3 separate regions of the Homo sapiens genome follow, and all the other regions are linked to region 1. The links are chromatin loops, found by intact Hi-C in ENCODE. Cell type or tissue: PC-3. All regions are shown on one strand. Region 1 overlaps STK39 (serine/threonine kinase 39). Region 2 overlaps STK39 (serine/threonine kinase 39). Region 3 holds the start of LOC124906088 (a long non-coding RNA gene).

Region 1 (8,000 bases):
GCCCATTACCAGCGATGGTATTCTCCAAGGTGTAGGGGATAGCAGAGGGCAGGTCTTCCTTTTTTTTCCTGAGAGAGCACCGTAGACATGTTTGGAATAGTTCATCACCACTGTAAAGCTCACAAAGAAGAGACATGCTCAAAAAATCACAATTTATAAGCAATAATGTCTTACATAAAATAAAGGTGATTTTTTTTTCCCTTTCAGATTTTGGGGTAAGTGCGTTCCTAGCAACAGGGGGTGATGTTACCCGAAATAAAGTAAGAAAAACATTCGTTGGCACCCCATGTTGGATGGCTCCTGAAGTCATGGAACAGGTAAAAAAACAAAAAAAGTGACTTTTTGATGGACATAGTACAATCGTACAGATCATTAATATGCTAACATTTCATTTGTATCTAGCATTTTAGTAGAATGCATAATGTAACTAAGATTTAATTCTCAATTGCTAGCTAATTAGCAAACTAACGTGAAAGTTATACATCAACAGCTGTGGATTTCTGACATGACATGGACTTGATGATGTGTAACATGCCTGCTGTATGATTGTGTTTTTTTCCTGCTTTCTTTCTTAGGTGAGAGGCTATGACTTCAAGGCTGACATGTGGAGTTTTGGAATAACTGCCATTGAATTAGCAACAGGAGCAGCGCCTTATCACAAATATCCTCCCATGAAAGTAATTACAATTGGAAATACTACATCGGGGTTGAAATGTGATTGGACGGAATCTGTTTTCTAATTCTCTTCAACATCTTCATTCTTCTCTTAGACCCGAGGAGAATTAATGGAGGAACGCAGCCAAGTTGAACATTGTCTGATTTTCTCAGTGGACAGAATAGGACAAAAGTAGCATAATTCCCAGCTTTGAAGCTTGCTTTATAGTCTCAGCACAGAGTTAAGAAAATAATGTTATCAGATTGGTTGATGGAGGTTGATAGCTATGACAAATGCTGGTCATTACTCTTTTGATAGCAGAACAACGCCAGGTTCCCAGAGAATATCTCAAAATAGATTATAGTGATGTCATCTCTGCAAATGGGTTTCCCAGATTTTCAGAGCTTTTTTTTTTCTTTCTTTTTAAGTGGACTACAACATTTTTACCCCTGCTCTTATAGTGTAATGTTGGCAACTGATCTGATATAAGTGAGCCACAGTGTTTTTAGGATGCTATTTTCACGTTTCTGCTCTTCTTTTAACTGGTTTATACCTCATTATTTCTCTTAGTTCTGAGATAGTGGTATCAGGGCTTATTTACCCAACTGGATTTTGTTTTGAGGCTGAAATAGTTTAGTGAAATTATAATGCTATTTTACATAGAGTATGGTCTATGATTGTTTCATGGTTACTGGAAAAATTTGGGAGGATTTATTTTAAAAACCCAAGAATAAAAAGTGAGTTTTACTGATTAAAAGAAGTAGTATACTCATATTGTAGAAAGTTTGGATGTGCAACTCAGACTAAAGAAGAAAAACAATCATCCGTAATCTCATCAACCAGACAATCTCTACTAAGGTTTCAGTGTAATTCATTTTATTGTTTTTATATATATATATATAAATTTTTTTTAACATAGTTAGGATTTTAGTGTATTTGTGTGTGTGTGGGTACATATACCGGATTTTGCTAGCAGAAAATTTAAAATTGAAGCGTAAACAATTGAAGTGACCTCTTGGAGAAAAAGCACTGAAGTAATGCTGAAGGATTTTTTCTTTTATTCAGTTTTTCTTTCTTCATTTTCTTTCTTTTGCCTCTTCTCAGTGTTTCCCACCTGAATTCAAAGTCGCACTTGCTTGTCCCAGCCTGACGTCCTCTAGGACTTTTCTTCAGAGTTCCCAGTCTCCCGCTTTCTCCTGTGGGCTATTATCCTCCACAAACAATAAGCCGTCACTTTCACGCTTCATCTATTCACACATCTGAAAGTGTTTGAAAAGAGGCTTGACATGTATAGCATTTGCATAAATTAAGGCTGAATTATGCATTAATGAGTTTTATTGATTGTACAGGCTAGTAGTTTTCTACACTTTCCACTTTTTTTTTAAAGCAAATACTTTTGAAGTTAGTATGAAAGAGTGGAATTTTTACCGTTTTGATTTAAAGTTGTATTTTATTTTGTTTTGTCCCCCTCCGAAAGCAGCAAGGACTTTGGATTTGATGACAGTTTTTAGCAACTCAGTTATATTCTGGCTATCCTTCAGTGTCCTGCTCTCTCAGCTTTGCCAAGCCTTTTAGCAATTTTCTGTATGTTTTCTCATTTTTTTAAAGGAAATCATGTTACCTCCTGGGATGTTGTGGTTTTATTTTTAGGGCTAGTAATGTGTTACAGAAGCCTTGAGTACAGGCAGTTCCTTACTTATGAATGACCTGTATACATGAACAGTCACTGCCTCGCTGGCCCTCTCTCTTCTCCTCCACCCGCTTTCCCAACTAGCCTGTGCTGGAGCTACGTGCTCCTCAAGGCAGTACACGAGCCAGTTCCCAGAAAGCTCTGTCCGGGATCATTCTTAACACATAGAGCAAGTTTTGTAAGTTCTGTCAATGGAATAACAAAAAGGTTAAAGGGGGCATGAACACATTTGCAGTGGTAATGAATACTTTAAATACACAATTTCTGCAAAGTTAAAATCATGGGAAAGCACTTTGTATCTAATCAAGGATGGTTTTTTACACTTTTATGAAAAATTCAAAACTAGATTGTAGCAATTGCTATACTGAGATTCTGTCTTCATGTTTGTTTCTGCTGCAGGTGTTAATGTTGACTTTGCAAAATGATCCACCCACTTTGGAAACAGGGGTAGAGGATAAAGAAATGATGAAAAAGTACGGCAAGTCCTTTAGAAAATTACTTTCACTGTGTCTTCAGAAAGATCCTTCCAAAAGGTAAGTGAAACTTAGTGGATGAGTTAATGACCTGGTTTGAGCCATGACAAAGCTTTGTTTGTAGATGGGGAAAGGCTTTGTGAGGACACTGGAAAGGTATTTCTTGTCTGGGAAACCCTGCTGTGGTCCCCAGATTTCCAACCTGTTAGTGAAAGACGGTGTGGGTCCAAGAGGGAAAGAAGTGGGTGAAGAACGAAGGAGAGGCAGAGGAAAAATTGTGGTGTTAACAAGATTCACTGTGCTTGTTAAGTGTGGGCTCTGTCATCAAAGGAAATGAAGTAAAACAGAAATCAAAAGAAATTGGCAGTGCTGCATTCAGAAGCTGAGCTAATATTCTTCACTGTGTAGGTTGAACTGACCTCTCAGGATTTGAATATCCTGCTAGCTCCAGTCTAAACTAGGCAGAGCTATTGAATTTTGCATGAGCTTCCTGTTAGTTGCAGAACAAGTTGTTGGTGCTGTTTAAAAGATTATCAGTAAAGAAGATTAAGGAGATTTTTTACCTTAAAAAGATTAATCATGTAAACAGAAGCAAATGGCTTTAAATTAACATTAGTGTTTCCTATTTATTCTTGGGTTATTGCCCTGCACTGTAGTGTGTCTGTTTTCTGAGTTCCTTTTCTTCCTTCTTAATTTCTGTGACTTTGAAATATCCTGGTTAGTGATCATGGAGCCCACTGTTCTTTGTCACCTAGAGGAGATTGTTAATTATGTGAATGGCCTTGCCTGGGTAAGGTCCCTTTGTGGGTTCTTGGTTGTATGTGGTGTTATCCTAGCATAGACCAGGAGAGGCCTCTGAGAAGTTCCTATCTATCCTAATCCACCTGAGGATCCAATTTGATCCTTATATTTTAAAACATAATAACTGACTTCTCTTCTGAAACTTTCTTTTTCAGGGAAGGACTCTGCTGTTAGAAATGATTCCTTTATTTTGATCTTAAATTTTTATGAAACTTGTTAAGCCTTTACACAGTAACTTACAGTTTGAGTAGGCAAGCCTTCTCTAGTTTAAACACAGTTTCCATAATTGTACCCATTCTTTGTAGCTGCTCACTTCATTCCTTTACATTTGCTGAATTTGCCTTGAATCTTTTCCATATCAATCACTTTTCTCATGGAGCCAGGAATGAAGACTGCTATTAGCCATCTTGAATTATTTATTGTAAAAGGGATGATTATTTTGTCATACCTGTGTACTATTTCTATGTAAACATCTCATTTGTTATTTATATTTGATTCATAGGGCTTGTTTTCCTTCCAAAATTTTTTAATCTTTCATTGAGATTATTTCTTCAACCTCCATTTGGGTGAAATGCTCTTAGATTCTAATTTTGTTTTCCAACATTTGCTTATCTTCCCCTTGAATTTGGTGTCATCTCCAGTAAAATTTTTTGACATCTTCAAGAAAACAGAATTTGATCCTTCATAGCCCAGCAAGAGAAGTTCTTGTCTTTCCAGTTAGTACTAGGTTATTATAGATGGTCTTCCTGATTCTTGAACGACAGTAATTGAGATTCCACCTAGTGGTTGTGATTTGTAATGTCACACAATTCCAGTTTTTTAAGAAAATTGTTCTGTAGGGTAGAATCGTTAGTGTACTTAATGATATAATAGTGTATTTCTTTAGGAGATTTGTATGTGATTTGGTCAAAACAAATTAGATTGACATACATTATATTTAACAAACCCTTTTTATTTCTTTTCTTTTTTTTTTTTTTTTGAGACGGAGTCTTGCTCTGTCACTGGGCTAGAGTGCAGTGGCGCGATCTTGGCTCACTGCAACCTCTACCTCCCGGGTTCAAGTGATTCTCCTGCCTCACTCTCCCGAGTAGTTGGGACTACAGGCGTGTGTCACCACGCCAGGCTAATTTTTTTTGTATTTTAGTAGAGACGGGGTTTCACTCTGTTGGCCAAGATGATCTCGATCTCCTGACCTCGTGATTCGCCCGCCTTGGCCTCCCAAAGTGCTGGGATTACAGGCATGAGCTACCGCACCCGGTCCATTTTTATTTCTTAATAATCTTGAAAGTCTTTCCGGATTTTATTCATTATATGAGCTTAAATATCAGGTTCCTTCTATTCCACCAAAAAAAAAAAAAATCCTTTAGAAGAGCGTCATATAACATATATTCAAAATCTTCAAATCTTTCCTTCAGAGACCACTCTCTTAAAAACACTGTTGATGTACAAAGTATTAATCTTTTAAGGTCTTCTTTTAGATATTTTCTCCGTAACTTAATTTGTTCTCACTATTGTGCAATTGTTCTCTATACCAAGCAGCTATAGACTGTTAGTGGCACATCACCTTCCCAGGTAGCTCTTTCTTATAATGAAAAGACACGTAGGTTGAGTTTGCGGGGGGAAAAATCTATGCAATGTAAGAATGGAAAAAAGCAACATTGTTGAATTACTTTTTAGATAGGATGCAATTTCAACATATGAATTCATGACTAATTTGATAAGTAAACATTGAATTTCCTGCACAATAATAAAAGAAACCAGGAATATTTTCTGCCTTTGCTTTTGTCATTGGAGAGTTCTTGCCCTTCCTCTGTCCCCTTTCTATCCCTCTTTTTGTGCTTGGTTCAGATGCCACATCCTCCTAGAGTTACATACCTGTGGGTGGGATTCCTAGCTCTACTTTATCAACATCTGCATGGCTTAGCTTTCTTGTCTGTACAGTGGGCCTTAAAATACCCACTTCATAGGATCGCTGTGAGGATGGGAAGAGAGAATGTGCTGTGGGCACTTCAAACTCATAGCACAGTGCCCAGGGAGTCTCTAAGTACTCACAAGATTAAGATTGCCATTCGTTATTTGCCTTTTTTTTTTTTCTGACCAAGTGGAGTTGTTGAAACTTTTATGCAATAACTACAGTATGTTGAAAATATGTCTTTTGTAGCACTTATTACACTGTGTACTCTTATTGATTTACACACCCCAATTCCTCAAAAGTTTATAAGTGTTTTTGGGAGAACCTGTGCCACTTATCCTTATATCCAGTGTCTGGTTTGTATTATATACTCAGTACCATTTCTTGAACAACTGGAGATTGGGAGCTTGCAATTTGGGGGTGATTTGGACCCGTTGAAGAATGTTTCATAAACAGAAATCAGATTTGAGTAGGTTGAAGAGTGAATGCAAAATTTTTGCCAATTTTTATTATTTCTCTTGCCTAAATGTAGATCATCTACCTGTAACCTGAAAGTTTACTGGTGCCAAAGCCCTGGTATTGCTGAGTACCTCATGAGCAATGAGTGAAAAAATATTGCGAGAAAACAGTGACCAGGACAGATTCACTCATATGCATCAACTCTCAGGCCGCTGAGAGTAGGCTGTGTTTTTTTGTCAACGATGAGAGCTCATGGGACTTTCCTCATAAAAGGGAGCTGGGGTGTTGCAGACCTTTGGTTCGTCTGAGTCTGTGTTCTGCATTGACGTAGACAGAGAGTTGCTTATATTTGCATACCAGAACATCTTGCTATTCCTTAAAAATAAAAGAGCCTTAATCTTGTAGACTACATGCTTTGTATGGCTAGCAACTGTAAAAAGAACCAACTTTTTTTTTTTTTTTTGCAACAAGGGGGATGATGTTGCATTGATAAATCCTTAAGAAAGGAATATGACTTGAATATTTCTTTTGTGGGGAGTGGTGTGGGGAGGAAAGCAGCTCTGCTTGAGGTCAAAGGGCTGTTGGAACTTATTAATGCAAATTGTTAGAACTATTTAAACTATATCATATTCATCTTGAATCTTTTGAAAATTATTTTAAGTCTCAGTGGACTTTGGTTCATCCATATGCATTAGCTGAATCCTTTAAGAGATTTTCTTCTGAGAATGTTGTTACTTGCAGACTGCTGCATTGTTTTTAAGGATTTAAAATTGAATCATTGTTCAAAGCCTGGACCATTATTTTGGTTGCTGGTAACATTTTAGCATTTCTCATAAAACTGTTTGTACTTACATTATGCTGAATTGTTTGATGTTTGCTAGTGGCCATGTAAGACGTGACTGTGCTTGCAGAATTTTCTTCTGTAGTACTCAGCTAAAAGGTAGGCTGTACTGGTGGTTCCACATTAGCCAGGCATTGGCAGTTGCTATGGCATAAAATAAAAATAGATAAATGAGAAAATAAAAACCAAAAAAACCCTAAAATCAAATGGGCAGCAGGACCTCAGCTTTTCTCACACTTCCTATCACTGTCTTCCCTCTGTCATTTTCTTTTTTTTTTAGACAGAGTCTCGCTTTGTCACCCAGGCTGGAGTGGAATGGCATGATCTCGGCTCACTGCAACCTCCGCCTCCTGGGTTCAAGTGATTCTCCTGCCTCAGCCTCCTGAGTAGCTGGGATTACAGGTGCCCGCCATCACGCCTGGCTAATTTTTGTATTTTTAACAGAGATGGGGTTTCACCATGTTGGCCAGGCTGTTCTTGAACTCCTGACCTCAAGTGATCTGGCCTCCCAAAGTGCTGGGATTACAGGTGTGAGCCACCGCTCCTGGCCCCTCTGTCATTTTCTTAATTTCTTCCAGTTCCATTCTTTCATTCTTTCTCATGGAGATAGTTTGGCATATGTAGGATTTTATCCCAAAGTGATAAACACTTCAGCTGATTTGAGCAAAGAGAAACCTCTAATCTGCTATTTAGTTATTCTCTGTGTAAAGTTGGAATTACCTATTACTTAACAATTAAGCCAATAAAAAAAGAAGGCGGGTTGTTTAAACCAATTCTATTTTGTTACCTTATTGTGTTTTTGTACTTACTGATGAAGGCTGAGAGTGGAGTGGAGTGCAGAGAAAGGAGTTTTCTTTGCAGCATGCTTTTCCCTTTTACATTTTTGGTTACCATGGCAATGACCTTGCTGGAGAAGGCAAAGTATTTTCCCAGCCCCGTATCTCAAGGTATCCCTGGTACTTCCCAGCTTTCTCTCTACAGCATCCTACACTTGACCCTTCCTGTGTGGGGAGGAGGATTTTTGGTGGGGGGATGGTGCAGAGGAGACAGGGAGGCACTTTGCCTCCTTACGTTGGCACTTCCTCTGTCCTCTTTTTTTGCTAGCACGAGTCTCATTTTCATTAAGTCTTTCTCCTGTTCCCCGCTGTATTGAACAGATGCATAGATTT
Region 2 (8,000 bases), 54 kb before region 1:
CTCAACATAAGTTGAATAACAGCAGATGCAATCAGCTGGCTGTTCAGCTTTGTTTATATCTTTACCCATAATGTTTGAGGTATCATGTTTTCTGGATTAATAAAATAAATTTCCAGATAAATAAAGTCCAACTTAATTTCAATCCTAGGTGCTGGAAATAATTCTGAAATTTAATTATGCCTTTTGTACTAATTTCTACTAAGGCAGGCATTGTCTTCATCTTTCATTTGTAGTGAATTTCTGAAAAACCCACCCAAAAAATCAAATAATAAACTTACATGTTATGAGATAGAGGGAATGTTGAATCTTCATTTTTGTTTTTATTTTACTTTAATTAATTAATTTATTTTGAGACAGAGTCTCGCTCTGTTGCCCAGGCTGGAGTGCAGTGGCGTGATCTTGGCTCACTGCAACCTCTGCCACCCAAGTTCAAGCTATCCTCCCACCTCTGCCTTCCGAGTAGCTGAGACTACATGCCTGCACCACCATGCCCAGCTAATTTTTATTTTTATTTTTTAAATAGAGAAGGGGTTTCGCTGTATTGGCCAGGCTGGTCTTGAACTCCTGACCTCAAGTGATCTGCCTATGTCGGCCTCCCAAAGTGCTGGGATTACAGGCATGAGTCACCATGCTAGGCCAAATCTTCATTTTTGAATAGCCCGATACACATACATTTCTGAATTATTATTCTTTGGAGTGGATCTGCTCCTTCTGGATGCTTGCAGGCGGGCGAGACCCTTCCCAGGCTGGCACCTCTTGTCCCTGACGCCGAGGCATCTGCTTTTCCATGCTTCAGGCCTCCTTTCCAGTTCCTTCCATGGGGGCCTAAACTCGATTCCCTTATTAGGAGGTGGGTACCTGGCCCCTTCGGGGATAATTTAGGGAAGTTATGCCACCTCTGTGGTAGCAACTGAAAATGTGGCCCATGGACCAGCAGCATCACATCACCTGGGAGCTTGAGAAATGTAGAACTCACCCCTGTCCCATACTAACTAAATAAGCAGCAACGTTTTCACAGCACACCCAGGTGACCCCTTATGTTGTCTCCACATCTTTCAATACAACACAGTCCTAACACCTTAGCCCCCAGCCCCAAGACTAAAGGAGGGAACATTCTCCTGATGTCCTGCCAGGCTCCGACTCATGGTATTGTGGGATCTGCAGGTGGCCTCACTTAGGAGAAACTCTGGGCTGGGGCTGCTGGAGGCAGAGACTGCAGCATGCTGCTGCTTCCACCGGGGCTTAGCAGGTGTTCCGTGCCCTTCATGAGGGTGTGTCTTAATTTTCCTTCTCACTCAATGATGTTCTCAGGGCCCCCTGGGGTTGCCAAGACACTACTTTTCACTGCACTGGACATTTGTGTTCCTGCAGTTCATATCCTCTTCCCTTGTGGCTCTTATTTTCTGCCATCATTTCAGACTATGGCATCATGCCCCTGCTTCTGGGTGAGAGTGTGTGAAGAGGGGGGGGAAGAAAGACTTCTACCATGCAGAGGGTGACCTGACTTCCTGTATTGCGGTTGTAACTTAGGGGAGGGCCTCAGGTTGTCAGAGGAGACAGGAAAAGCAGGAGTTGGGTTATAAGTGCAATCAGATCAGATGGAGAGGTGGCATTAAAGTGAATGGATTTTCTTTTCCTGTGTCTGTGAGTAGGAGAAATGTTTTAGTTACTTGCTGCATCATGGATGTGGTAGCCAGGGCTGTTTAATTACCTGAGAAGTGGGGCTAATTGTATCTTGAACAGTGAGTCACTTTCCTGGCATAATTTTCTCTGTGCCCAATCATTACCATATAAAAGTTGTCAGTGCTGGCCCTCAGGAGTGGGATTTGAAGAGGGGGAGTTAATAGGAAGCTGGCAGGAGCTGGGGCTGAGTGGGAGCAGAGCTGATCATAGGGAGGTGGGGATAAGTAGGCATTTTCTCAAAAGGTTGTAGTGGACCTGGTTCTAGTTTCTATCCAGGTGTCTGGGATAATCATGTGGATACTATTAACCCCAACAGTCAACATTCTTAAACACTTCAGTGCTAGACATGTACATTTATATTATTATGTTTACATGTATAGTCTCATTTAATATTTACAGCCCTCCTGTGAGGTAGATGCTATTGTCATTTGCTTTTTGTAGTTGAGCAATGTGCAGCACAAAGCACACAGGCAGCTTGCCCAAGGTCACATAGCTTGGGGCTGTGTGACCCCAGACCCTCCGTCATAACCATCACTCAATCCAGAGGAAGTAGATTGGGGTGGAATGGGGCGGGGTTTGGAAGTACAGAGCGAACATTTGGAAAGTGTTAGATATTAAAAAGGATCATTTTAGGAATTGTGTTGGAAAACAGAGTGAAATGAGAATTTTTTTTAAAAGCCTGGCTATTGTTAATGGAGCTTGGAAAAGCCCCAGCCTCGTTTTGGAGCTGGTGGAGGTCACACTCCCTTGGCTCCTTATTAAGTGATTTCCTCTAAGCTCCAGATAGACCTTCCTAGAATCTGCTTGTGGTGTTGGGTTGGTAGTCAGCAGACCTCCTTCCATGTTCCTTCTTTGCCTGCTGTTTCCCTGTTAAGCTGTGCTAATGGGGGCACCAGGGGAATTTTGGAAGGCTGTGGGAGGGAGAAGGGACACGCTTCATCCTGTTACTGTTCTTGTCAGCTTAGCTTCGGAAAGGGTCTTTCCCTCTGCCAGCAGTAATTGGTTTCCATTTCCAGTTTCCTTCTACCTCTTGGAACCAGCCTTCTGCCACCCCCTGAGATGCCATCCCAGTCCCATGTAGACCTTCAGAAAGGGCTCCTCTTCAGAGGTCAGGGTCCCAGCCCTGTAGGTTTCCTCCTAAATGTGTAGAGTCTAATAACCACCACCTCCTCCCTTTGATTCCTACAGTCCTACCCAAGGAGTGGTAGCTGCTTCCTACAGCTTCCTGAGTAACTCTGTGTTAACTCAGTCTTTTCCATTCTCTAGCACCTGTTGAATAAGATCTTCGTATTAAATAATATGTCGCATTACATAGTATTGCTTCCATTTTCCTAATAGCCCCTGACTGATTAATTTCCCCAAGCCCTAGAATCCTGGCAGAGGTGTGGCGAGAGAAGCTGATACGCAGGAGGGAACCATGGTTCTCAAATCTAAGGATATGGGTGAATTGCTGGAGAAGCTAATTAAAAATGCAGATCCCAGGCCTCCAGTTGCAATAATTGTGATTCAGTAGGTTGGATATAGGGTTAAGAATCTGCTTTTTAAACAGACATCTTAGGTGTGGCTGATGTGTAGTTATCCTCTTCCTGAGGCTTTGAAAAAATCTGCCCAAATCCAGGGCCTTCCCATGGGGTTATTTCTTGACTCTGGAGTTGTTGTACTGGGGCTTAGACACCAATTTTAATTTTTTTTTTAATAGGGCGTGGGCTGTGGATATGCTAATAACCTTTGATTGAAGACCACCAAGGTTGTATATTGCCCCTGGAGGCTGAAAATCCAACCCTTGTTTAGCCCACAAGCTCTGATGCAATTAGCTGGGAGAAAAGAGCTTTTCCCCCTAACTGGGTATTGTCCGCATGTCAGGCCCTGCACTCCGTTGTGTCCAGTCAGAGGGATTCCTTTTTCTTATTTATGCAAAGCCAACGTGCCTATAGCTGCAAAGAAGGGATGGAGTGGGACTGACCTGGAAGTAGGGACTGGCTCTTCTTTTTGCATATAGAGCCCTTCCCATTTACAGGTGGCTTGAGGTTGAAGCAGTAAGGAATCAGAAGCCACCACCACAGCATACATATTCAAACCAGGACACTTGTACCTTTTGGCCTTGCCAGTGGGTGTATCCGTTTATCTGTGTGAATAGCAATAGACATTTCTTTGTGGAATGTTTGGCTTCCATTTGGTTGATTTAATCAGTAAAACAAGTGGGTTTTGCTGGGAGGAGGTGGATTATCCCTTCCAAGCAGAACAGGAAGTTTTTCAATATTGCCAGATCGTTGGACTTTGAGTTTGCAAGGGGCAAGGACTTCAAAGTGACCGTTTACTGACTATAAAAGTCAGATTTTCTCAGTAGGAGTGTGTCCAGCCTACAGTCTAGTGCCTGATGCAGTGTTCCCTGACATGGATTTCGAGGGCTGTTGTGGGCTCTTGTCTGTCCTTCATGTTGTTGTTTAGTGTTTTATATCATCTCTCTATGCTCACATAGAATTATTGAAGTCCCTAGTTTATATTAGCCTGCCACATTTCGTGTGGCCCTACATGCTGAGCAGGGGCCAGTGGATTCAGTTTTTAAAAATTGAAATTCGGATGGAACATTGCTCTTCAGAATGAGCTCTCCTATGAGACCTGACTTTAGAATTGAACTGGATGTTCTGCAAATCAGAAATGCCTGAAGGCAGAGAGCTTCCCTAGGCTTGTACCTTGAAGTTAACTGCCACATCCCCCACAGCGACCTACTTAGAGATAACACATTGAATAAAAGTGCTCTTCCCCTTGCTTTAGGTTATATAGCCCACCAGTGCCTGCTCTCCTCTGTGTAGACCCAACTTGGAGCACACTTCATCTGCCTTGTCTGCGGGTGTCTTCCCCAGTGATGGGCTGATGTGCATTCCATTCACTTAGCCAACACTCTTGGAGGCCTCCTGTGTTCCAGGCAGTGGTCTAGGTGGAAGGGCTGATTCTAGGAATAATAAGGCCGGAGGAGACCGCTCCACAAGCATAGAAGTTCTAGGATGAAGTAGGTAGAGAGTCCCTGCCTGGGAATGGTGAGGAAGTGACTAATTCTCCTTGGAGTTGTTCAAGAAGGCAACATCTCAAGTGATTCATTCATAGCTCGGGCGGGCTAGGTTGTCCTCTCTTCTCCCTATACTCCCCATCAAAATGAAGTAATCTTTTTCTTAGAAGGTAAACAGCTTCACTGGCAGAAAGGTTATGTGTTTTACTCCAGGTTGCATGTTCGTCAGTATCAATATTAGGACTAAAATCCTACAATAGAGTTTTAGCTTTGAGGGGCTGAACCTCTGAGTAAGTGCTCTTGAGACTAATGTTAAATGTTTTTGTTTTTAAACCGGCAAGCAATCATATTCCCAGAGTGATTTTTAAAAAAATCTATTGTGTTTCATTAAGAAAACAAAAATGCCTAGAAGTAAATTCCAATATTAATCACGTTGAATTAGATGGAAATTAGAGTCTGTTCTTTTTTAGCTCCTTATCTCACACATGCAACTCATCTGGTGGCTGGCTTGAATTTACCTAGACTCCCTAATAATAATTTTCATTATCATTGAAAGTTATTACAATTTGTAAATTATTGAATTTCTTTATATTAGGTATCCCAATCCACATACTTTCTGCATGTTCAGTAAGTGTACTCACTGTAGGGTTTTTTGGTTTTTTTTTTTTAGTTGTTGCTTGAGATGTAGCTTGTGGTCCAAGGTGAGTTTATTTACATTTGTTCTGGTTTGATTCCTCTATCTCTTTTAAAATCAGAACCGAGGACTACTTTTTATTTTTCTGTGGTATTATCAGATGGTTCTTGATGAGTTATATACAAGGGCTGCTTGTCTTCAGTGAGGTCTGAGACCTCTAAATGTTTTAACAGGCTTTCTCAGGTAAGATAGTTTATCCAGGTCAGTGGTGAAACATAAGTACATTTCACTGAGTGGCCATTAATCCACCTCATCCTACTGTTTGCTTTTTATGTTTTATTTTATTTTATTTTTTTGGTAAGCTCTAAATCTTTTCCAGCAACCCTGGAAGGAGGCTCTACTAACTTGTTCTTTTGACGGAGGCAGAAGGACAAAACTCAGTCAGCTTGGTGGTGACACAAGCCAGGTCACTTAGGAGGGTCACCAGTTTGTAGCTGCCTTGAGAAACATGGTCTTGCTGCACTGGGCTCAGTGGAGGCGAGCGGTTTGTGCACTGTTATCCAGACAGGCCAGCAGGAGCGTCTGTTTTATAAATTAATGCGTAGGGCAAGTTGTGTGTGTCTCACCGTTACTGTTCTTTGTCTTTGACTTGAGATTGCACTGTGCACATGTTCCTGCCACATAGAATGCACCAGATGACAGAAGAGTCGCTGTGATAAGGTTTTCTTTCTGTGTGAAATAGTAAGACGAGGAGGATGGTGACATGTAGCAGATCAGTTTGGGTCAATGTGCCGAGTACATGCTCATACTATGTTGAACCATATGACATGAACATTTTTGATGTAGAAAAATGGCAATTTCACACTTGCAATCTAATAACTTAAAATTGGGACCATCAAGTAAGGAAGGGTGTACCTTTGAAGGCGAATAGCAGTAACACACTCAGGCAAAATAACAGTCTGTGGTGAACTTTTATTAGACTCACAATGCTTTTATAATTAAAAAATTAATCGTCAACCTTATTGTATTAGGAGATGTCACACAGAATTCTGGATTTTCAGCCTTTCTGCAAAATTCTGACTGTCTTGCTATGCCAGGTCAGCGATCTCAGATGGTGACAGTTGGCTGAAGCAGAGTGGCACTTGTACTCCTGTAGAGCTCACATGTGTGTCCATTCATCCAAGTCCTCTCCTGGCCAGCTTCTGGTCCTCATGTGACTGACTGGCCTGTGGGCTTTGAGGTTGGACACATGATATAAATAGAGCTCAAAGAGTAAGCTGGGGAAAGGCAGGATTAGAATAAATCAGCTGAACCAAAGCCATTTGTTTTGTTTACTATCCATCACCAGCTAGCACCTCTAAAAAGAAAGCCTGAGCCCACTCTTGACTCTGTTCACTGGCAAAGGACAGCTGAGCATACTTAAGGAGTTCTTGCACGTGCTAAGAGATGGTCAAACTCTTATTAAAGTTCCAACTTTGTGCTTCTCATTTAAATATAATATGGTGATTAGAACTTCCTTCCAGGGGCCATAACTAATGTTACAGGCTAATGTGATGCCTTGAAAAAAATCTTGCCATTTATGGGAAGGGGTTACTGGACAATTGACGTCTTAACTTTAACGTAAAGTTCTTATGGACTAATTTTTTTAAAAAAAGTACTAGATGTTTATTGCTACATTGTTCATATGGGGATGAAAACTAGAAATAAAGGGGATACTCATCAACAGAAGGAGGGCTGAATAAATTATGGTACATTAATACTATGAAATATTACGTGGTATTAAAATGACAGATTGACAGGACACCAGTTGACCTGGGGGGATTTCCCTAAGGAGCAACGCTAGCTAAGATTTAATTAGTGCTTACTATGTGCTAGGCACAGTTTCAAAGACTTTTTTTGTGTTAACTCATTTAATCCTCACAACCACTCTATGAGTGAAGTAGCATTATTGCCGTCTTACCAATGAGGAAACTGAGGCATGAAGAAGTTAGGCAAGTCATCCAAGCATAAGCAGTTAGTATGTGGCAGGTCTGGGATATGAACCCATGCAATCTGGATTGACATAGATATTTTAAAATAACTTTTTTTTTTTTTTGAGATGGAGTCTCACTCTGTCACCCAGGCTGGAGTGCAGTGGCATGATCTCAGCTCACTGCAGCCTCTACCTTCCGGGTTCAAGTGATTCTCCCACCTCACCCTCCTGAGTAGCTGGGATTACAGGTATGCACCACCATGCCTGGCTAATTTTTGTATTTTTAGTAGAGACGGGGTTTCACCATGCTGGTCAGGCTGGTCTCAAATTCCTGACCTTGTGATCCACCTGCCTTGGCCTCCCAAAGTGCTGGGATTACAGGCGTGAGCCACCATGCCCGGCCTTAAAATAACTTTTTAAGGTTAGATATCAAAGTGCATTATACATGACAATCTTTGCTATGGAATATTAATTCACAGCTGTTTCTGAATTGGATTGTCTCTTATATTTTAAACTCTTATGCTCATCATGCTGTATCAGACTTTAGAAATCATTTAGTTCTTTGGTTTCCAAATTTAGCTCTCCTAGCCTCTCTTTTAAACCAGTCTAATCTTCCTGGTGCTAAGCAAAATGAAACTCAGTTCTGACCCTGAGCCACTTTGCCCTCTTTTCCCTTGGGTGCCATATAAACAGTAGATATAGTT
Region 3 (8,000 bases), 75 kb before region 1:
AATATTTCCATTTTTTCCCCCTTTCCTCTTGTCTGATTATTTCCAGCTGCTGTTCCTTTACACGTCAGATTTGTTTCTCCTGTGTCACCTTGAGGCAACTGACATTCGTGACTAATTATTAGAAAGGGCAGCCTTTTAGTTTATTTTGATGAAAAAGTCTCAGAGAACTCTGTTAGATACACTGTATTTGAGCAGGTGACATGTTGATGTTTGGGATTTGGGAAACAGATCCAGCAAAAGTAGAGTTTTTAGCATGGTAGCTGGAGGAGTCAGAAGGTCCAAGGAGAGCTTCATGAACTTATTTATTGCTAACGCCCTGTGTATTCTCTGAACTAATTCCAGGCTTTTAAACTTAATACCAAACAGCCAGGCCAGGTGGTCACGGGGCTTACGGAAGGGTCATCTTGGAGCAAAGAACCACACAATGAACTCTTATCCAGCTAACGTTTTTTTTCTCCCCTGTAAAATCAAATTAAATCAACCTCAGTTTGGAGGATGTGGAAATGGGGGGAGAGTATGATTGGAGTCCTGGCCATTTGGTAATGCCAGTGGTTTGTGGGAGCAGTCTGGCTATGAAGGATGCATAAAAAACAACTCTACAATTTAAACTTATTTCAGAAAAGGGCTTTTTGTTTGGCACACACTGTTGCAAGCCATTTTTGATCCTTCATTGTGAAACCTTCATTCGTTGGCATATTATATAAGGTCAGCGCAAATACGGTGTTGAAAACACATGGATCATGGTACATCCCTAGAGCTGTAAAAGAGACTGATAAAAGATGGTATGTACTAACATGAAGAGAGCTCCAAGAGATATACTACTGGGTAAAAACAGCAAATGACAAAATGAAGAATAGAGTTGCTACCAAAAAGGGGCAGCAAACCAATACACTCTTTTGGATTTCCAGTGTAGAGGAAAATCTTACCTCAGTTCGTGGCACACAGTTATCAGTGGTCTGGGCAGGACCTTTTTCAGAATTACCCTGTACAACATTATTTCTTGACTTTCTTTTATCCTTATTCCCTTACTCGTGCCTTTCCCCCTTAGTCAACCTTTTGAATATTTATGTATATCCTTTGTATATATTCTTGTAAAACATGTTATTATTTTACATGCTTCTTTTTCTGAGGTGTAATCCACATAACATAAAATTATCCATTTAAGATTAACAATTCAGTGGCATTTAGTACATTCACGACGTTGTTTAACCATCACCTCTGTCTAGTTCCAAAACATTTCCACCATTCCCCATACCATGAAACAGTTACTTTCCATTTTCCCTTCTCCCAGCCCCTGGCGACCACCTGTTCTGGATATACGTCATATCCAGAATACAAATGGAATTAAACAGTATGTGATTTACCTATTCTGGATACACTATCCAGAATATAAATGGAATTAAACAATATGTGATCTTTCGCATGCATGTATTTTCAAATCAATCTTTATTGAGATCTAATTTACGTAGATAAAATGTACCCACTTTTTAGTGGACCTTGTGTTTTTTTTTTGTTGTTGTTGTTGTTATTTTTGACATCTTTCACATTTGCTTACAGCAACCCCACTAGGCAGGCACCGTCATCACCCTGTTCTGCAGATGAGGCTTGAGGCTCAGGGATGCCGAGTGACTTGCCTGGGATTGCATGACAGCTTAGGATGTGGAGGTGGGCAGGCTGGCTCTAGAGTCCATGCTGCTCCACCACTGTTGTCCACCGGCCTCTCAGGTCTTCACGTGGGCGATTTCAGAGCCTGCCTTTTTCCACACAACATTATACTGTTTATCAGGTTGATAAAAAGTGGCTATAGAATATTCTACTATTCGTATATACCATAATTGAACTACTTAGCCTTTGATGGATTTTTAGGATGTTTCTAATTTTTGTTTGTCAGAAACCATATTGAAAGGAACATTAAGGATTAAAGAAAATTCTAAAGTCATATATATTCATTATAGAAATATGAGCAAGCAAGGAAAATAAGCTAAAAACATATAAACATTCCCCCCAAGGTTAACTGCTCTATGCAGTTTTTCACATGGTGTTCCAGTTTGTCTTACACTTTTTTTTTTTTTTTTTTTTAAATATGGCTGGCTTTTGTCACCCAGGCTAAGCTGGAGTGCAGTGGTGTGATCTTGGCTCACTGCAACCTCCACCTCCTGGGCTCAGGTGATCCTCCCACCTCAGCCTCCCGAGTAGCTGGGAATACAGGCACACATCACGATGCCCGCCTAATGTTTTTGTTTTTTGTAGAGACAGGGTTTTGCTATTTTGCCCAGGCTGGTCCTCTATATATTTTTTTTTAATAGGAAAAAAGCACTTGAGAAAGGACGATATCATAAATGAAGTTTTGTAATAGAAAGTTTATAGTATACTGTGAACATCTTTTTATCTAACAATAGTGAATATTTACTAAGTGCTTAACACATGACAGGGACTATTTTCATGTTTTACCCTACTCATGGCAATCATTTGAGGTATGTGGTTATTATGGCAGATGAGATTTGTGTGTTTTTAAATCTACACAAATAGTTTTGTGCTCTAGCACTTAGTATTTCTCACTTTCTAAATTCAGCGCTATGTTCTTATGATTAATCCATCTATCTACCTTGTTAGACATTTGCTGTCACCATGGGTTTCCTTATCTCTTCTTGCAACTCCCAGTTTCCACACACAGCGTTGCAGGGAACATCTGTGAACATGCACTCATGGATCTGTGGGTCGAGTCACTGGGAGACACATCCAACAGGATGAATGGATCATGGGATATTTATGTACTTAATATGACTAAATATTGGCAGAGGCAGATTCTCCTCCATAATGGCTATCCTGGAGTCTATACTCTTCTGCTTTATCTTTTTTGTGGTTTCAAGGATGTATGTATAAATGGCTAGGAAAAAGGACCAGAAAGAGATATACCAAACCAGTAACACTGGGAACATTTACAAGGAACCCAGGAGGGAGAGGATGATCGGAGGACCCTTAGGCTGTACTGGTCATGATATGATGTGTTGTAAGGACAGTGTCTTCACGTGTAACTTACTATTATAATTTACTGTTTACAAAAAAGGTCTGAAATGTGACCTTTACCTGAAGTTTACAGGGCTATGCTATGAACACATTTCAAGTTGTGAATGCCTGGTTTAAGGTTAGTCATGGAGCATGGAATGAGTTCTTCTTTGCAACTTAGTGCTCTTTGAGGCATGCTCTAAACAGTTATCAGGTTATACCAGTGAGCCCTTTTCAGACATTTAACTGAGGTTTTTCACATCTCACATGGCTCAGAGAGGTTGAGTAATTTTCCCAGGAGCACAGGGTCAGGAGAGTTGGCCAAGGCAATGTGGAGAGGTGGGTCAGAACAGACAACTTCATGAATGAAGGCTTGTTCAGGAGGGCTTATTGGTCTGTACTTAAGGTTAGGGAGGAAGTCGGTGCTCTTTCCCTGCAGGTGAGATGGGGAGGAAACATTCTCAAGAACAGTAAGTTTCAGTAGCTTCCTTACGCAAACACTCCACTGAACGAATATATTCGTCTGGTCTGTTTGTTAAGCACAAGGTATTCAGATAATCTTTGCCTGACAAGCTGCTTTTGTTTCTGTAAAAGGAAGGTAACAGGAAGGTCTTCAATTTACGACTCAAGCTTTCTTCTTTCACCTCTTCTAAAGTGAGAGAAACAAAGGTTCTGGATGACTGGATGAGATATTTTTTAAAGGTGCCATTCAGGTTCCTTTTGGGTATTAGTTTCAACTGAGATGTCTCATTCTTTCTGTGGAACTAAAACGAATAATGATCAGTAAGTCATTTTTGAAAGTAACTGTGACAGAGTGGGGCAGTTAACCACCACCTCTCCATTCCCAGCAGCTGGTATGCACACCCTGATTATGGTATAGACTTAGTTAATAAGAGAACCAGTGAGTGTTTGTGTCAGAATTTTGCTTTCAGAACCAGGCATAGGAATTTATACATGAACGCCCTGTGCAGAAAGAGGAGGTGTTTGCACACAGCTACACTGACAGATTATTTTCCACTCTTGCACAGTGACTAGTACAGATTCCTCTCATGAGCTCCTCAGAGACGTAAGACAGGGCGTTGATGATGCTTTATCAAGTAGACAGTATGTTTGCTACCCACAACTAAGTAAAATTAAAATATAAGAATAAATTGGAAGGCAGATGCAGATATAAAGTCCCATCTTTAAGGCAGGAATACTTCCTATCATCAAATATTACCCAGAACTCACTGGTTTAGAGGTTGAAGGCACAAAGCATGGTTGAGAAGGCTGAACTCCTGGCCTGTCTCTTCACAGGGTTGGTGAACTCTGGTAAACTCTAGAACAGAAATGACCCTTATAAACAGGTGCACATATGTGGTGAGTACCTGATGAATGTGTGCTGACCAATAAATAATTACTACTACTTCCTCTTGACTCATGTGTTTGAAATGAAGAACAGTCACTCTAGTTGCAGTCTATACTTGTGTGGAGCAGGGAAGTTGAGCAATACATCCATATTTAGTAACACTCTTGAGATGAGATAGATGGGGTGGGAGAGATAACAGTCATTCTTTGCCTTTTGGGTGGATCTAAGTTAAAATATTTTTATTGTCTAGATTTATAGCTAATTAATAATTTTTTTTGCCCTAGAATATTGAGGGTGCAAGATTTTAAAGTTGGATTTAGAGGAACTGAAGTTTCAGTTTGTTCATTGTGATTACGTAAATAGAGAAAACGGACTAATACGTTATACTTTCTCTTTTTAACCATATAATGACTACTCACCATTGAAATTTTGATGAGCATTTTTTTTGCCTTATTTCAGAGAAAGACAAGTGAAATTATAATTAAGTTGTATATTATTTTGTGTAGATTGTCTCTTCTCTAGTGTTCCTGCTGAAAACAAAGAGGAGATTAAAGATTTTCCTGTTCAGATTTTAAATCCGTTATTCAAAGTTTGAGGCTGGGCGCAGTGGCTCACGTCTGTAATTTCAGCACTTAGGGAGGCTGAGGTGAGAGGATCATTTGAGGTCGGGGGTTTGAGACCAGCCTGGCTGACATGGCAAAACCACATCTGTACTAAAAATATAAAAATTAGCCGGGTGTGGTGGCAGGTGCCTGTGGTCCCAGTTCCTAGGGAGGCTGAGGCAGGAGAATCGCTTGAACCCAGGAGGCGGAGGTTGCAGGGAGCTAAGATCATGCCACTGCACTCCTGCCTGGACGACAGAGCAAGACTTCGTCTCAAAACAAAACAAAACAACAAAGTTTGATAGTTTGCTTAACTAATGGGAGTAGGTGTCTTGATGTGTGTGCAGCTTGTATGATCCAGTAACTGATAATGAAGTTTGCAACATCTCTAAGTTAGAAATTTTAATGAAACCACAACATATTTTCTTTCATAGCAATTCTCTGAGCCAGCATTTCAAGAAGGGGTGGGAAAAAAATGGTGATAAATGACCTTTGAGGTGAACTTTTGATATTTGCATTGCAATTCTTTGGGTTTACACTTTTAATTTTTAAAATTGCAGGTGATATTTGTGAAAAGTGTCAGTTTCCAATATGTTCACAGTAGTGATAGTATGACTCAAAAGAAGTAAGCACATATATGCCTATTTTATCAATGGATGTCTTCAGAGTTGGTGTGCCATTTTTGCAGCATGGGTGAGAATTGAGGTTTTTCTAATTACATGAGTTTCTTTCTTCCTTCCTTCCTTCCTTCCTTCCTTCCTTCCTTCCTTCCTTCCTTCCTTTCTTTCCTTTCTTTCCTATTTTTTTTTTTTTTTTGAGATAGAGTCTCACTTTGTCACCCAAGCTGGAATGTAATGGTGATCTTGGCTCATTGCAACCTCTGCCTCCCAGGCTCAAGCAATTCTCTTGCTTCAGCCTCCTGGATAGCTGGGATTATAGACGCCTGCCACCACGCCTGATTAGTTTTTGTATTTTTAATAGAGACTGGGTTTCACCATGTTGGCCAGGCTGGTCTCGAACTCCTGACCTTAAGTGATCTGCCTGCCTCGGCCTCCCAAACTGTTGGGATTACAGGCGTGAGCCTCCGCACCCAGCCTAATTACATTAGTTTCTTTCTTTTCGTTTGTTTCTGAGACAGAGTTTTGCTCTTGTCGCCCCAGGCTGGAGTGCAGTGGTGCGATCTCGGCTCACTCCAACCTCTGCCTCCTGGGTTCAAGTGATTCTTCTGCCCCAGCCAACCGAGTAAGTAGCTGGGATTACGGGCATGTGCCACCGTGCCCGGCTAATTTTGTATTTTTAGTAGAGATGGGGTTTCTCCATGTTGGTCAGGCTAGTCTCAAACTCCTGACCTCAGGGGATCTGCCCACCTCCGCCTCCCAAAGTGCTGGGATTACAGGCGTGAGCCACCGCGCCAGGCCTTACATTAGTTTCTTATAGTAAGAGAAAGGTTTCAAAGTTATATATATCTAAGAATACACCTACCTTCATAGTTGAGCTTTTTTCCCCAAAATACATGTTTTTCTGGTGGTCTCTGTATTTTCCATCACTTTAAAAAAATCTAACTTATTAAAAGTTATTTGATTTTGCTTAAGACTTTCATCATCATCAGTAAAAATTTATGAGACTGCTTCTGTGCATTTGCTTCCTACGGGCCTAGGGGTGCAAAGGAAAGGGGTAGAATCTAAGATTCTAGGGTTAACCAAAATCGAAGGTTTGTAGGCTTCTCTGAATTTAGGTGGAAGAAGGTGGAGAATGTGATTCTGGGTGGTATTGTGCTATCCTTGGGATAGCCACTAAGCTTGTTCTACCAGTCAGGCTGGGCTGAGCTATGGTATGGTAGCAAACAACCCCACATCACAGGAGATTAGCACAACACAAGTGTATTTCTTGCTCTTGCACTTCCCTGTGACTGTGGGAGATATCTTAAGTCAGCTGTCCTTCCTGCAGCAACTCAGTCAGCTTCAGTCTTGTGGCTCCATCCTCTGTTATCTCTAGCAGCAGGAGGGGAAGAGTCATGGGAGCACTGCTCAGGGGCTTCCCCGCCTCAGTGATGGAGAGGTGCTCATCATTGCTCACATTTCACTGGCCAGAACAAGTCACGTGGTCCTGCCTATTTCAGGGTAGTGCAGTGCTTTTGTGCTCAAGAAGGAGACATTTGTAAGCCCTAGTAATGTCTATCACACGTGTCTAAATGAGAATTGGAATCTTGGAGAAGACATTGGAACTAGAGATGAGAATGTGAAAGATGTTATGTACAGAAAAGAAAATGGTGGAGTGGATTCATAAGGGAAAGCACATAATTACGGAGGGTACAGTTTTCCATAATGGTGTCTCTGCATGTATCTTTATTCACAACCCAAGCAATATGCTACCCTGGACTAAAAATATAAGGATAGTCGTAGCCACTGTCAGAAAAGTCAGAAAGTTTCTGTTGGTTCTGTTGTTGATTTGTGTGCTATGTGGACATTGTCTGCCTCCAAAAGTGTACTTTCACTTGATCATTTTAGGGTTATATAGTCCAATAGGTTAGCAGATCCTTAAATCTTGTTGGTGACAGGTTGTATTGGCCAGAGCTTAGGTGATAAGCTGGTGAAAATGCCTAATTTTAAATCTCAATGGGATTAGGAGAGAGTTTATATATCTTCTTATACATATTAAACATTATGAGGACACTTTCTATTACGTTTTTTCTCAGGAGTGTTCATTACATGACCTTGACATTGGAATGTATGACCATATTTCTGCTCCTATCCCCAGAACATCTCCGGAGAAGGAGCCTGCTGAGTCAAATAATGAGCCAGTTTCTGTGGGTTTTACTGCCTTGGTTCTTCCTCTCTGATCTTGCCTTTCCCACTACTGTTCTTCCTTCTCAGCTATTCTTCCAGTTTACTCTTCCCTCCACTTTTGCTTATTAAGGTGTGGACTTTGGGAGTAGACCGACCTCAGTTGGGATCTCATTCCTGTGATTAGCTCTTTGACGTTGGAAAAATCACTGTCCAAACCTCACTGTCCTTATCTGTAACACGAGGCTAAATACTTGTAAT

Evidence for each region. A loop is a pair of places that touch in the nucleus more often than their neighbours do. Peaks named below come from ENCODE experiments on the same cell type or tissue, not always from the same donor. Only the 100,000 strongest peaks of a DNase experiment are listed, where the experiment ranks them.
Region 2: a loop joins it to region 1, with 2.6 times the contacts of the local background. A loop is called at or near these places in 6 of 110 quality-filtered maps.
Region 3: it touches region 1 in a loop (5-fold over the local background); 3 of 110 quality-filtered maps call a loop at or near these places.

What each region holds. Positions count from the first base shown.
Region 1 is chr2:168,132,966-168,140,965 of GRCh38, reverse strand. STK39 (serine/threonine kinase 39) reads left to right here. Exons shown (of 18, transcript NM_013233.3): 6 at 208-317; 7 at 576-677; 8 at 2,745-2,878. Among named protein-coding and RNA genes, the nearest start is that of STK39, 110 kb to the left of the region's middle. In PC-3, a CTCF peak has its summit at 4,395 (motif pointing left); a DNase peak (open chromatin) is centred at 4,375; H3K27ac peaks cover 1,134 bases.
Region 2 is chr2:168,186,770-168,194,769 of GRCh38, reverse strand. All of the region lies in intron 1 of STK39 (serine/threonine kinase 39), which reads left to right. Among named protein-coding and RNA genes, the nearest start is that of STK39, 57 kb to the left of the region's middle. In PC-3, no CTCF peak of the experiment used is centred here; a DNase peak (open chromatin) is centred at 4,769; H3K4me3 peaks cover 957 bases; H3K27ac peaks cover 3,427 bases.
Region 3 is chr2:168,207,769-168,215,768 of GRCh38, reverse strand. All of the region lies in intron 1 of STK39 (serine/threonine kinase 39), which reads left to right. It overlaps LOC124906088 (a long non-coding RNA gene), which reads right to left and starts at 4,319. Exons shown (of 2, transcript XR_007087283.1): 1 at 4,237-4,319; 2 at 2,346-3,770. RefSeq lists an enhancer at 3,750-4,949. In PC-3, no CTCF peak of the experiment used is centred here; a DNase peak (open chromatin) is centred at 4,428; H3K4me3 peaks cover 918 bases; H3K27ac peaks cover 3,853 bases.